3 separate regions of the Mus musculus genome follow, and regions 1 and 3 are each linked to region 2. The links are chromatin loops, found by intact Hi-C in ENCODE. Cell type or tissue: heart. All regions are shown on one strand. Region 1 has its middle 20 kb from the start of 2210010C04Rik. Region 2 has its middle 9.0 kb from the start of Prss2. Region 3 has its middle 40 kb from the start of Try4.

Region 1 (5,000 bases), 470 kb before region 2:
GTCTACATATCTAGGAGCCACTGGTTGCTTTACAAAGCACCCCACTCTTTTCATGTTTTCCCCATCTTGTCCTCTTAGCAGATTCTGCTAAACTGGTAAATTGTATTAAGGGAAAATATCTGCAAGAGTTATACTTTCTCTAATTTTTTTTTTGTCTTTTGTGTCCTTTCTGCCTATGCAAACAAATGCCACCAAACACGAATCACTTCCATTAACCAAACATTTTTTTTTTTAGTTTATTTTAGAGTGAACATTGTAGTAATTCGATCAAACTTTAAGGGCCAGAGTATGTTTGAGCATGCTTGATTTAGGGTGGAAACACCCTTAAGAAAAGAAAAGCCTCCTGCAACTTGTTCTAGCAACCATATTCCTATTAAGTCCGAGTATGCAAACTCTTCTGAAGCTATATGGCTTTAGTGACCTGGAGGATACCATCCCTTGTTTTTCACACGTAGAAATGTTTACTCCTCAGAGTCTTAAGGAATACCTACCCGTGTTAGTTAGTATTTGCTAAGTCTTTACTTTCATTGTTTATCAACAGGATCCCAATTGGCATCTGGTCCAGAACATTTGAATGACAATTCCCCATGCGTTGCGTAAAATTTGGAACCCAACCAACATTTCAGGGCATCAAGATACTTACCCAAAAGTTTCTCCCCATTCCCCAAAATGTTAAAGACGCGATGTCTAGTTGAGAACTCAAACATCATTTGCAGAATGTGTGAGTCTGATATTTTCCCTCAAATGATGAACACTAAGAGACCAACTATCCACTAGTTACACTGCAGTTTCAGCTGCTGGACTTAGAACTCCTCCGTTTGGAAACTTCTTGAGAATGCCTGTAGCTCTCAGAGATTACTCCTTGCATGGGCCTCAGGCCATGTGCATTGTGTGACCTCTCAGGCTGAGTGATAGTAGGAGCTTGGGTCAGGCTTGTGTCCTCTGTGAACAAAAGCTCTCTTTCCCTGTGAAATGTGCTTCCGAAGCTAAGGGTGTTTAAAGATAATGCCACTCCTCTTCCAGCATTACCCAGAGAGGCCCTTTATGTCCTTGTGGCCTTAGCCAGCCCCAGCATCACTCTCTTCCTGCCTTCTTACTTGTTCATTGGCCACCACTTCCTCAGATGGTGCGTATTGAGAAATTAGTCTGAGATGGGAGTGCCTTGGACAAATTATAATACCCCTCCTATATGTATCCCTCCTTCTAAGACCTCTGCTACCTCCCAGCCCTAGTACACAGCAGATGCTAAATTCTAAAACATTTTTTCTTGTTGGTGTGCTCTGTTTTCTTTTTTACATTTATTTATTTATTTATTTATTTATTTATTTATTTATACTTACTCACTTTACCTCCCTCTCTCACTGCCCTCTTCTTGGTCACCCCCTTCCCCCATCCCCTTTGCCTCTGAGTGGGTGGGACACCTCCTGAGTGTCCCCCTCATCCCGGCACTTCGAGTCTCTCTGAGGCTAGGTGCAGCCTCTCCTACTGAGGCCAGAGAAGACAGCCCAGCTTGAAGAACATATCCCACGTACAGGCAACAGCTTTTGTGATAGCTCCTGTTCCAATTATTTGGGACCCTCACGAAGGCCAAGATGCACATCTGCTACATATGTGTGGGGAAACCTAGGTCCAGCTCATGTATGTTCTTTGATTGGTGATTCAGACATTGAGAGCCCCAAAGGTCCAGGTTAATGGGCTCTGTTGGTCTTCCTGTTAGAGTTCCTATCCTCTTTGCTTTCTTTTGTATTTTGTTTGAATCATAAGAAGCAGAAAGGGGGAATTTATTCACTGTGCTCACATTGGGAAGAGGGTCCAAAAAAAAAAAAAAAAGAAAAGAAAAAGAAAAAAAATCCAGTGACTCCTTGAGTCCATCTTCAGGCTTCCGATAAAGCAGTTTAGTTTCAGCTTTAAACAGAGGGCCAGAGGTATGCATATCTAAACAACCTCCATCAAATGTGATCCTGCCCATCACTGTTTTAGCTCCATCTTTCTGAAAAGTATAGTCTGATAACGTGCAAATCTCTTTCTGGGAGAAAAGTTTTCCTTCTGGTAGGTCCTGTATGATTCCCAGTAGTTTAATATCTTGAAGTCCATTGTTTCATTCTTATGAAAGCCAAAGGGAGGTAGATAATATACAGTGTCTTTTTTGAATGTCTTCACTCTTTTGATTCTGTCGCATAACCTCAACCTTGAGGTGGTATATATTTGTAAAACAAAAATCATCAACGGGCTCCAAGAAGGAAGAAAAAAGATTAAGAATGCTTTTCATTCCACTGGCCACAAGGGGGAGCTGTGGCAATGAGATTCAGACTTCTGAGGAAGGCCTAAAAGAATTCACTGTTTGAGAGAGGGTTAAGAGAAACTTTGACTTATTTATAGCATGGAAAAGTGTGGTCTGCAGAGGCTCTGAACAGTGCTGTCAGGTGAATGGCTAAACACAGACCTCTTTCTGCACTGAAGTTCCAGCAAATGGTCTGACTGACTTCTTTTATGTGTACCTGCATGGAATTAGAAAGTAGTTGGAGATACAAGAACTGGGAACCCACAGGTAGGTGCAGGTAGAGAATACATCTTTGAAAGCAATATATGAAGCTCTAGGAGCTGGGTTTATGGTCTAACTCAGTCAACTCTAGTCTGGTCCAATCTTGCATGATGTGAGCTCCTATGACTAGCAGTGAATGCTGCAGACCAGGGGTTCCTTAGGACATTTGAGCATACAACCAGTGACAAAATCTACTAGTTAGGACGAAAGAGACCAAGAATCTCATTTCTGTTTCCCTCAATGAATTTCCGTTTATATCATCAAAGAATTAGACTAGCAATATCCTGTGGCTGTTCTTCTTCTGGGCAATCCTCTCCATTCTTGGAGAACTATATTTACACAATAATAGGAAACACTTCCTCTGGGCATATGTTCTATTAAAATAGCAACAGCTTCAGAAGATATCAAGAGCAAAGTCCCATTTGGATTCTATTTTCAACTTCTATCTCTATCTACAAATACCCTGGAAACAGGACTGCCCTGATGCAGACATTTTTGATGCTATCAAAATACCCGAAGATAGAAAACCAGAGGGCATTGGCTGCCACCGAGAACATAGGTCTGAGACAATGTGTTTTAACTCAAGACTCTATCTCACTTTTAATGAATTTGGAATTTCCCTTGCTTTGTGGAAATCTGAGGATGTCATAAAATTGCATTTTCTGTGCGCAGTTGCTCAGTAGCAGAAAGGAAGTTCTAGGATATCTACCCATGCTGCCGTATCTATTCCACCATATTGCACAAAGTGAGAGTCTAGCCAAATAAGTTAACTGGAAAATTATCCACTTTTCTTCAAAGCTTATTTATGTAGCTCATCTTAGAACAAAACAAAGAAATACACTGAAGATTGCCAATTCAATTTTCTAAGCTAAAACCTAACTTGCTTTCTGTGTCGAGCTGCTTTCAAAATCCTCTGAGAACACCAGAAAAGGCAAACACATGCATATCTATCATCAAAATTAAAATTTAATAGTGAGGATCTATAATTTAGTGCATGGAATCTCTTGGATTGTTCTCTTGCACACTCAATTAAAATATTTACAACTCTCTCCCAGTAGTGTAGATCATATTGTTACAAATAAATTTTGTTAACTGCTCTTTTTAAGAAACTGGATTGAAATTAGAGTGATACTATGCAATAGTATCAATAACATATGTAATTGTTGTGAGAGGTTGGATGAGAATTTAATAGTTAAATAGGCAAAACAACTGATAATTTGTAAAGGTAAGTGGGAAAAGGCCTATAATGCAATGTCTTCTTTGGTTTGCTCTGAGTTTTTATTTGGAAAACTGGTTGATAAACCTTCTGGCTCAAGATAACATTAATTAGTGTGTATGTTGACTTTTATGGTTTTTTTGCCAGTGAGAATGTTGATCATTCTTTTCTGGGTCAGTGCCACCGTAACATTCCCTGCACTGAGCAGAACAGAACCAGGCTGCCTTGCTCCTTGTTCTGTAGGAGATGTGAGAAACAGTCTGAGCACAGAGAGATGGAACACTTGTGACAATGACATCTCCATGGGTGCCTGTGCCACACTAACCACAGGTGACAGAGTCAGCTGTGAGACTCTCTCTTCACCATGACCTGCCAGGGCACTGTCCCCTGATTTCTCGGGGGATTTCTTCTGATGGAAATCACTCAAGGCAGAAGCAACAGTGGGAGTTTTGGTCCAAGGTGGACGATTTCATATATAAAACAGATGAACATGTAGGCTTCTCCCACTGAGACACACACTGTCTCAGCGTGTGTCTCAGTGGCCAGATAGAAGGAGCTTAAAGAAAGCTAAATTCAGACTCAGTGACAAAATAAGGCCCTGGCTGCCAGTTAGTCCACTTCCTGCTTTCGCTGGTTCTTCTCCAGCCTCTGCCTCATCCCCACTGCTCCTAGATAGTTCTATTTTTAGGTGACAGCCAAGCTAAAATTGCTTCGTTCAACTCTTGTTAGGGATGGCAGAGTCAGCTCTGGGTTCTCTGTAAGGCTGCCCTCTCTCCAGCTTCGCTAGAGCTTTCAGGAAGTAAAATCTGCATCAATATTTGTTTCTGCCTATCCTTCGGGCAAAACTAACAATGTTTTTTTTTAATTATTTAAAAAGTATTTAACAGTATTTCTAACTAACATTGCTTCCTGTAAAGAAGGTTTCCTTGGGTCAGGGTCCGTTCGGCATCATTTCTAGGCACTGCTCACCTGATTGCATCAAGAATATTTACAGAAAATAGGATAGATAATTACTTTAAATCAGCTTCAAGCATTCTCACTGTTCCTGCATGGTCATGATTACATTGTGACCTGTCCCTTACAATGTCCCCCCTCCCACCTCTTCCTTGTTTTCTATTTCTTCTTATTATCTTCCTTCCTTCCTTCCTTCCTTCCTTCCTTCCTTCCTTCCTTCCTTCCTCTCTTACTCTACCTTGGTTTCTCCACCAAACTTTCTCTCTCCCCTTTCCCACCCTCTTTCTC
Region 2 (5,000 bases):
CACCGACAGAAGAGGGAAAAGGTGTAGAGAGAAGACACCATGGAGTAAGGGATCCTGAGAACTGGACATAAGGGCTGGCCAGTCAGAGTAAAAGCAGCCCAGGCAGAACATAGTAAGTCATATCTCAGGGCTATTGGCAGGGAAATAGACATAATAGCATAGAGGGTAGATATCTTCCCAGCTTTAGTGCTTTAACAGCTTATTATAAAGGTTTTATGTCTTTTATCTGGAAACTAAATGATCTAAGGTGGAGCAGAAACCCCCAACTAAATATTTTCAACAATATTCTGATACCAGTGAATAAACTAAACTTGACATATAGGAAGTACACAGTGATTAAATGAAAGAAACGTTAAAGAGGAGTAGAGAAAATTACTAAGTAGACATGATGCCTAGTGAGATTTTGCTATACTCATATACTGATACCTAGCCCAGTGGTCATCAGAGAGGCAACCCAGAGACTGTCCCACCTGGGGATTCATCCCATATACAGTTACCAAACCCAGACACTATTGTGGATGCCGAGAAGTGAATGCTGAAAGGAGCCTGATATGACTGTCTCCTGAGAGCCTTACAAATCCAGAGGCAGATGTTAGCAGCCAACCATTGGACTGAACGTGGGGTCCCTAATAGAGGAGTTAGAGAAAGAACTGAACGAGTTGAAGGGATTTGCAACCCCATAGGAAGAACAACAATATCAACCAACCACACCCCCCAGAACTCCCAGGGACTAAGCCACCAACAAAGGAGTAAACATGGCTCCAGCTGCTTAGATAGCAGAAGCTGGCCTTGTCAGGCATCAGTGGGAGGAGAGGTTCTTGGTCCTATGAAGGCTTCATAGATACCCCAGTATAGGGGATTTGAGGGCGAAGAGGTGGAAGTGGATGAGTGGATGTAGGAACACCCTCATAGAAGCAGGGAGAGGGAGGATGTGATAGGGTGTTTCCAGGAGGGAAGGAAACGGGGAAAGGGGATGAATAACATTTGAAATGTAAGTAAAGAGCATATCCAATAAAAAAAGAAACTCCCAATTAAATATTTTCAACAATATCCCAACACCAGTGAGTAAACTAAACTTGGCAAATAGCAAGTACACAGTGATTAATTGAATGAAACATTAAAGAGGAGTGGAGACAGTTACTAAGTAGACGTGATGCCTAGTGAGACTCTGCTATACTCATATATTGGTACCTAGCCCAGTGGTCACTGGAGAGGCTTCACCCAGGAACTGATGAACACAGGTGCAGAGACCCATAGCCAAACATAAGGCTGAGCTTCTGAAATCCTGCAGAAGAGGGGAGAAAGAATTGTAGGAGCCAGAGGGTTCACAGACATCACAAGAAAACCCCCAGAATTAGCCAACCAGGACTCATAAGAGTCCACAAAGACTGAACTAACAACAAGGAAGTCTGCATGGGACTGCCATAGGCCAGCTGCATATATGTTACAGTTGTTTGCTCAGCCTTCTTGTGATACTCCTAACAGCTGGAGCAGGGGCTGTCTCTGACTCTTTTGCCTCTGTTAGGGACTCTTTCCTCCTACGGTGTTGCCTAGACTTACTGCAGCTTGATATGCCAAGGTTGATTGATGTCCATGAGAGGCCTGCCCTTTTCTGAATTGTAGAACAGGAGGAGTGGATGGGAGTAGGGGGTGGGCAAAGGAGAATTGTGGGAAGGGACTCAGGGAGGAGAGAAGGGAATCTACAGACGCAATGTTAGAAAGGAAGAAGGAAGGAAGGGAGGGAGGGGAGGGAGGGAGGAAGGGGAGGGAGGGAGGGAGGGAGGAAGGAAGGAAGGAAGGAAGGAAGGAAGGAAGGAAGGAAGGAAGGAAGGAAAATGTATTCATAAATTTAAAAAAATAATAAATTAAATAAGGAAAGCCTGCCCCCTGCTGTCCATTTGTGTGAATAACTACAACCTGATTTCTGTCCAATGTTATTTGCACAGGTTAATTTTTTTTATGGAAAAAAAATGAATGAATGAATGAGCAAATAAATCAACGAATAAATAAATAGATAGATAGATAGATAGATAGATAGATAGATAGATAGATAGATAGATAGATAGATAGATAGATAGATAGATAGATAGATAGATAGATAAAGTGTTTTGAGATGCTATCATCTTTACATTTGGCCTCAATGTCCAGATGAGTAAACTAGAAAAACCCCATTAGATACAATGATGCCAAGCTAAATGGTACTATAATCTTCAAGGCCAGATGAAATCAAAATACTCAGCTACATGATTAAAAGAAAACGCTGGCTCAGTGAGTCCATCATTGCTAGGGAAAGGGGTTGAGTGAGATGTCAAAAGGTGAAAAAAGATATCAAATAAAATGTACAGCTCAATGGGAAAAAAAGAGAAAAGGATAGACTTTGTCACCTTAAGATAGTTAACTGTGGTTGGCCTTCTTAAGCAGGCTTACAGTAGAGTTTTAAGGTCTGCCGCTAGTGATGAGACAGACTGTCTCTGCTTTGCCCAGTTCAGAGCACCAGCAGCTAGCACTCTGGTCTTATCCTAGTCTTACAACTTTTTGTTTGGCCCAGGGTTGAGGAGCTGGTCGCAGTCCTCCCACTGTGACAAAGCATACACAAGAACCCCTTCTGGTTATTTATTTAGCATTGTTAACAAACCCAGCCCTAGATATTTTTATTCACAGGCTCGTGAAAAATTATCTAGAGATCTGAACCTTGACAAGCTTCGCTGGGCCTCTCTGAACAAGCATAGGATCATGCAACAATGCCTTACACATACCAATCTTTGGAGATAGTAATAACTTAAAACTAAGTCCTTTCGGCAGAAAAATTTCATATATTTTATAGAAATGACATTTTATTGGTTTTCCTTCCTTTTATACTGATTTTAAATTTTTATTTAGAACAAATAATATAGCTATACGGCTCCAAAACTGAAATCTCACCATTAAGCCATCAATGAGAAATGGCCCTGTGCTCTGCTTCTGTGCACTCTGCCTGCTTGTGGTGGGCAATTGCTTTCAATAGATTGTCTTACTTTTTACCAGAATTTCTTTTTTGTTGTTGTTTTGTTTTGCAATTCTGAGGAATCAAACCCCAAGTTCTCAATCATTTCATGCAGTCAGCCTACCAATAAATTAGTGTCAGCCCTCTGCCCAGTGTTTCTCTATGAAGTCTTTTACTGGGATACTTATTAGTTAATTCTTATGCCCTGTCTCTTTTGCTAAACAGAAGGTAGCACACTTCTATAAAACTCTGCAGTTGGCTTTTTCCCAGTTACCTGTGTGAGAGAGAACACACTGACATGATACAAATATTCCACACTCATTTAAACATTTTTACTTTTCAAGCTATTTGAACTTGTGGAAAGAGTCTACTCTGTAGACCATGCTGGCTGTGTTTATAACAATCCTCCTGCCTCAGCCTCCCAAGTACTAAATGTTTCATTTGTATGCAACTATACCTACAAAGTAAATTTCCTTGGGTTGTGTTTCTGGATAAAAACAAAAATGCATTTATAGCTTCATAGTTGTTTTCTAGTTATTTTCTATACAGATTGTTTTATTAAGTTAGCATTCCTATTAGCAACAAATATACTAAAGTCTTTACTTCACTGCAGATTCCCCAGGAAAGCAGTCTCTAATAACCCAGTTTTCTCAAATTGCTGATAGGCGTGATTTCAATGACATTTTTCCTTTGTGTGTCATTGTGAAAACTTTTCCCTACACTTAAGCATCATTTTGATTTCTCTTTCTCCAAAACATCTGGTATTTGCCTTTTTTACTTTATGTATTTATTTTAGCTATTGAATTATCTTATTGATTACTAGCTCTGACGGTGAGAATTGGAAATGTTTTCCCATGTTTTTAGTTAGCTTTTGATTCTGTTTCTTTCTCTTTTTTTTTTCCATTCAAATGTGACAAAATTTCATAGTCGTCTGTCTTTTCATCATCTGGGTCTTAAGTCACCACTTGACAGGCAATAATATGAAGCATCACTAGGGGGAAAGATACCCAAAGCGTGCAAAGGCAGGTTGAATTTTGGAATATGATTGTCTGGTTTTGAGACTAAGTCCCAAAATACAGCCCTAGCTGACCCGAAACTCCATCCTGAGACTAGGCTCAAACTCACAGACTTGCCTGTTTCTGCTTCCACAGTGCTAGGATGTATGTATGTGCCTCCATCCCCAGCCAGATTCTTCTTGAAACAGGAAAATTGAAATATCTACTAATGCATTGAAAAGACTTCAGAGAAGACGACCATGTAGCTGTGATCACATGACCTTGCAATTATATTAGAATGATTTCCAAACTGTGTCTCTACCCAGCTTACATGGGGACTTGTCCTTAACTCCCTTTACCTAGCAAGATAGGTACTAACGTGGTAGGAAACACATGTGGTTACATCACGTCATTTCACACTCGTTGTTAGAAATGTGGTGCATTCTTCACCACCGTTCTAAGAAGTCCAGAGCCTAAGTTAGCCCCTTGAAAAGGCTCAAATTTGTCACACACAGAGTCTTGATTGTGGGACAAGGTATAACCTCTGAGTGACGCACAGCCTTAGGGCAAGGGCAAAGCTAGGCTAGATTGGGGGCTGTTACTTCTTCATAGGGTGGTTCCCTTATATGACAAAAATTTGAGAAGGGCGGATACAAGAGGGAATCCAGCCCCTTCAGCAAAGATCATTTCAATGACACCCAGCGCCAAGAAAAAAGAACATTCAAAAGAAGAACAGGGGGTAAAGAGGAAACCCCTGCATTAGCTCGCATCTTACCACCACCTTGCACAATGGGGGTCGGGGGGGGATGTCACCTTCCTTATCTTCAACTCCCCCCCAGAGGAGCAGCTTATCTGGTGGTTTCTTCCAGCCCTCAAGGGGTAGACCTATGGGAGGGTCCTTTTTTGTATAAAGCTGTAACATTGTGGGGACAGGGGGCCACGGTGATTCAATTCTATGGGAAGCCTTTACAAAAACCATTCTGTCTGTCCCAAGGCCCACAGTCCTCTACTCTTCTCCTGGG
Region 3 (5,000 bases), 270 kb before region 2:
TTTCATTACAGATCAAATTTACATTTCATCAAGTGTCTTTCTAGTCATTTTTACCTCAGAGAGGGGCTGTTCTCATAGGAAGAATTCTTTCTTCCATTCTTGTTGGCTGTAGCTAGCAGAGAATGTGTTGGCCTTTGCTAGGTAGCTGCTACCCAGCAAGGCAAGAATATTTTTACAGAGGACAGAAGTAATCTTCTGAGTGTCAAATGATTAGAATGTGATTTGTCCTTGTAACTATGAGTTTCAAAAGAAAACTGACTCACTGTCCCACTCACACAAACAGAAATTCACCTTGTATGAGAAAGTAGCATAAAATCTCTCAAGAATACTACATGATGTTTCTGTAGCAAACATTTAGGAAAAATAGATGGTTAAAGTAGAAGATGAACAATTCCAAATTGTACACAATAATGATAAAGTTACAGTAAATAGAAACTTGTATTTATTTGGACTAAAGGTGTCAACCTTTTACAATACATATTAGGTTGTCAAAACAAAATGAAATAAAACTCCTGCTGTTTTTTTAAAAGCAAAACAAAAGAAAACTAGAAAATTGAAAGGCAGCAGGCACTCATTTCAAAGCTGATTCTGGGATCACACTTAGGCTGTCAGAAGAGCCAGCCCTGCTGGAGAGACCCATTCTCATAGTCCATAACTTATAGAAAACCAGACGAAGATACCACTGAACACATGGGAATGAAATGTGACAAGGAACAAGGCATCAAAGGAGATATATTAGGTATGTTTTAGGTGTTGAAATAGAGTCAATGTGGAAACATTTCCTATAGGGAGAAATAGGCCAGATTGCTTTAAAAATCAGAGATTTATTGCTCACCCAACCTAAGTGTTTAAGTAGGGATACTGAAATATTCAAAACCTGTGGTTGAATGCAGCATCCATAATCAAGCAAAGCTGGCCACTTCATAACTTCAGGAATGCAGTTGCCCCTCTCAGGTTCCAGTTTCGCATCTATAAAATGAAGTAGCTGACATATGCATCTCAGAACTGAGGAGAAATTTCAAAGAAAGCAATATGTGAATAATTTAACACTGGATCCTCACTGAAATAACATTTCAAAAATATCGTTGGAAAAGTAGCGGTGAGATGGCACTATGCGAATATATGATCATCAAAGCTTGGACCTCTTTACTCATTCACTCATTTCATCATCATTGCCTTAACATGCCCTTCAAGTCAGTATTCTTTGTATTTCCATTGTTGCAGGATGAGACGTACCTGTCTGCTGTACTTACTTGATGAAGTCTAAAACCAATGCTTCACAGAACTAGTTACTTGGAGATAGTATCTTCAAAGCTGTAATTAAGTAAAATGAAGTCACATGGGTGACACCCAGTGTGCAAAATGATCAGGCTGCAGATACAGGGAGGAAAGACCTTAAGGGAAAGGATGTCCATCTACAAATCAAGAAGATAAGCCTCTGGGGACACTGTGTCAGCGAACACCTTCAACTCGCCATCAGAAATGGGAGGAAAATTAACATCTGCCATTTAGAGCAGTATGCAGTACTTTGTTATGGCGATGCTAGTAAACAAACAACACCCAGTTACAAAAACTTGACCACACATTGCATAAGTAACTTGCCCCAAGAATGGGATTCAAGTTTAAACACATAAAAATTTGTCTCCCTTACTATAGTAGGAGCTGTGCTTATCTTAAAGAATACATGGCTTGGCAAACAAAGGATATGTCAGAAAAGGTGCACAAATATGACAGGAAATGTGGAATAGAAGGTTTTTTTTCAGAACTGAATTAGCCTAAGAAATACATACCTAGAAGAAGTTCTGTTAAGAGAAGAACTAGATGAGAGGTCAGAGTTGAGGACTCTGGTTTGTGTAGCCTCCAGAGTTAGGAATGTTCAATTCAGGGTCCCAGAGTCTCAACCCATGGATTGTTGCCTTCATATAGGCTTCCTAGTGGGCTTTCCGGTTGGTTTCTACACTGTTCTAACACAGGCCTCCTAGACTTCAACGTAGACTTCAACAAAACATAGGCACTGAGAACCTAGCTCAGAGAAGCTGTAAGTATTCTGTACCGGGATGTTTTCAGAGTATCAAATCAAATTGGATATCCAGGTAAACAGATCCAGGATAAAGCATAAAGTTTATTCATTATTTCTCTGAAGTTGACACCTTTGAAAATGATGCCCTGGGTGAGTATAATATTTCTCACAAAACCAGTGAGGTCTTGGAGTGTAAGTCAGTGGCAAAGCATTTACCCAGAGTGCATGAGGCCCTACGTTCAGACTACCTACCACCACAACAAAGAAAAAGAATTATCACCCCAGACATTTTAATCTTCCAACCTTAAGAAGGCTCTTAGATTTCTCTGTGCTAGCTTATCAATGTAGCCAATCTTTTCTGTACAAAATGTACAAGTCCAAGTTCACAGTGCCCATCTAAGTGCCTAACTCAGAGAAGCCACCCACATACGAGGACCTTCCTGGTCCTCAATTATCCTCCTTCTCTGTCTTCTCCCCATCTTAATCATATCCTACTCCCAGTTTTCTTGCCTTCCTGATCATACCAACTTTTGTTGACATAATATAAATTAATATACAGCTTGGGTCTTAAAATGACACAATCCCAACCTATTCCACACCTGACTGAAATTGGGTAGGAGGAATGCTACATTCCTTTCTGAAAGATTGAGGGAAAAATCCACACTCCATCCATCTGACCCTCTTCTGTATAGCTAAGGAAGGGTCTATGCTTTTAAGGACCTGTGTGATCAGATTTGGACCACCTGGATGTCAAGGATGTTCTCCCTATACCAAGATCTGCTTATCAACAGCCTCAGTGACTTCTGCAAACTTAAGTCCCCTTGCCTGTTTAATTAAGTATATTCACAGATTACACAATTTAGGTTTTAACTTGGTTCAAGTGACGTTCACTATGATACTCCACTAGAGGGCAGTAACAGATTCTGTAATAAATACATCACGTTGCAAATAATAATGTGAGAGTGTGACAAAATTCAATATATATGCACACGTATTTTGAAAACACACAGATTTAATTTGTATTCTCAGGGTCTGGTGGTAGAGAACAAAGTGATATAAGGTAGAGTATACCTTTCAAACTGAAATAGCTTAAGTGTAAAGTGAGTTGGGACTACAATTATGATGATAATTTTGTTAGTCCATACCTGGGCTCAAAATCATACAAAAGTAAAGATAGCCATGTAGCTGAAGTGCAAAACACATGTTCTTGTACAGCTGTTTAATAAATAGCCCCTCCACTGAGGATAAGATACAAGCTTAGAGTTTTGTGAAGATATTTTTACCCAGTGTGGGTAGACAAGAAACAAGGCCTAGAGTTATGCCTTGAAGAAGGGAGAAGATAACAGATACATATGGCAAAATTGAAAAGTGAAAGAAGAACAGGGAAGACAAGACAGTGTACCTAACATTAGAGTGCAAAAGGGAGAAAAAGATTCCTATTTTCTTTTAGGTCTTATTGTTAAAGGCATAAAATTCTTCCTTGTACTGAAAGTGGAACTGTTCCCTCAAACTTTTAAATATGTTGAGCTTGGGCAGAAGAGATCAAAGGGAAGGTCATACAAAGAGTAGGAAGTAGACAACTTCCTCCTGTCATAAAGGTACCAGGACTCAAGCCAACAGCAGCATCTCAGTGCCTTGATTAATACAGAAAAGGAAAGATACAAGTGAAGCTTCAGGGTTGAAGGCAAAGGGCAGGGAAGGCATGTGTCTGGGGGACTAACTTAACTGGAACAGGACGAGAAGGCAGAACTGGCTACTATCTGGTTGTTTCATTTTGTCTTTTATTTTCCATACTGATATGAAAAGTACTTAAGGAGAAGTGATAAAATTGGAAGTGTAACCATATTCTCTATAGAAGTCGAATCATTGTAAACACAGGAAAAGCCTGATAAATTAGGGTTTAATATGATGTGTACGGGTACAGGGCCAGATTTCTCACCGTAAAACGTGGGTGTCAGAGTTTTCGATAATATTAAATTACGTTCTTCAGTATACTTTTGAGGTTAGTAACTACTTTCCTTTTATTAGGAACATCTAAGCTACATGGAGGATTTCTAAGGCAATACAAACACTTCTGTCGGAAGCTAAATCAAACTTGTTCTCCATGCTTTCTTCCAAAAGAGATTGTAGACAAGAAAAGAAAAACTATTCCTTAGATATGATATGACAACAACCATTCTTCTCTCAATATGCGGAATAAAAACTGATGGGCCTGCCCTTTCTACCACGAAGGAGTGTGGGAACAAAAGTCATAGCCATGAGAACTGGAATGAAGGCCTCCAACTTTCCTGGAGTTGAAAATAATGCAGTAAAATTCTAGAAACCCCAGAGAAGCTCTGGCTGTGGGTGGAAGCCTTGGGAAGGATGGAGGATTCTCTTGTATTTCTTCTCATCCCCAAAATACTTTGTTTCCAACACAGCATAAAAGAAGCTTAAAAGCACACTATTAGCAAAAGAGCACATTTTGCTGCAGACCCTCTGTGTCTCTGGTCTGCGAGGAACGGGATTTCTTAGGCAGATGGGCAAAAGAGTCGGATGAAGTGACAATCAGGCACACACAAGAGAGGTGTTGAATCTGAATGTAATGTTCTGGTTGAGCTTCAGACTTATATTACAACGAATTATCAAAGGATACAAATCACAAAAGACAAGATACACTGAAATTCACCAGTTACAGCAGAAAGGAATTTGCAGGGACTAATTAAATGTTTACATTAGGGATAACAAGCCCTGCCTAGGATCAGCCTAATGCCAGGCAAGAATTTCACACTTTAAGGTTAAAAGCATCAGGGGGTTGTTAACTCTTGACAGGCCTTAAGAGTAATGTGTTATCACAGAGCTCTAAATTCTTAGGTCTAGTAAAACTTATCCTGTCTGGAGAGTTCTCCCTTATCAGGGTAGTATATCAACTTATACTTGATATGGAATGTAGCCTGTAGTAAAAGATTTCTATCTCAGTGAGACTTTTAGTCTCTTTCTG

Evidence for each region. A loop is a pair of places that touch in the nucleus more often than their neighbours do. Peaks named below come from ENCODE experiments on the same cell type or tissue, not always from the same donor. Only the 100,000 strongest peaks of a DNase experiment are listed, where the experiment ranks them.
Region 1: a loop joins it to region 2, with 2.9 times the contacts of the local background. A loop is called at or near these places in 3 of 42 quality-filtered maps.
Region 3: a loop joins it to region 2, with 6 times the contacts of the local background. A loop is called at or near these places in 18 of 42 quality-filtered maps.

What each region holds. Positions count from the first base shown.
Region 1 is chr6:41,053,471-41,058,470 of GRCm38, forward strand. It overlaps Tcrb. Among named protein-coding and RNA genes, the nearest start is that of 2210010C04Rik, 20 kb to the left of the region's middle. In heart, a CTCF peak has its summit at 2,280 (motif pointing right); no DNase peak of the experiment used is centred here.
Region 2 is chr6:41,528,297-41,533,296 of GRCm38, forward strand. It overlaps Tcrb and Trbd1. Among named protein-coding and RNA genes, the nearest start is that of Prss2, 9.0 kb to the left of the region's middle. In heart, a CTCF peak has its summit at 1,902 (motif pointing left); no DNase peak of the experiment used is centred here.
Region 3 is chr6:41,260,087-41,265,086 of GRCm38, forward strand. It overlaps Tcrb. Among named protein-coding and RNA genes, the nearest start is that of Try4, 40 kb to the right of the region's middle. In heart, a CTCF peak has its summit at 2,920 (motif pointing right); no DNase peak of the experiment used is centred here.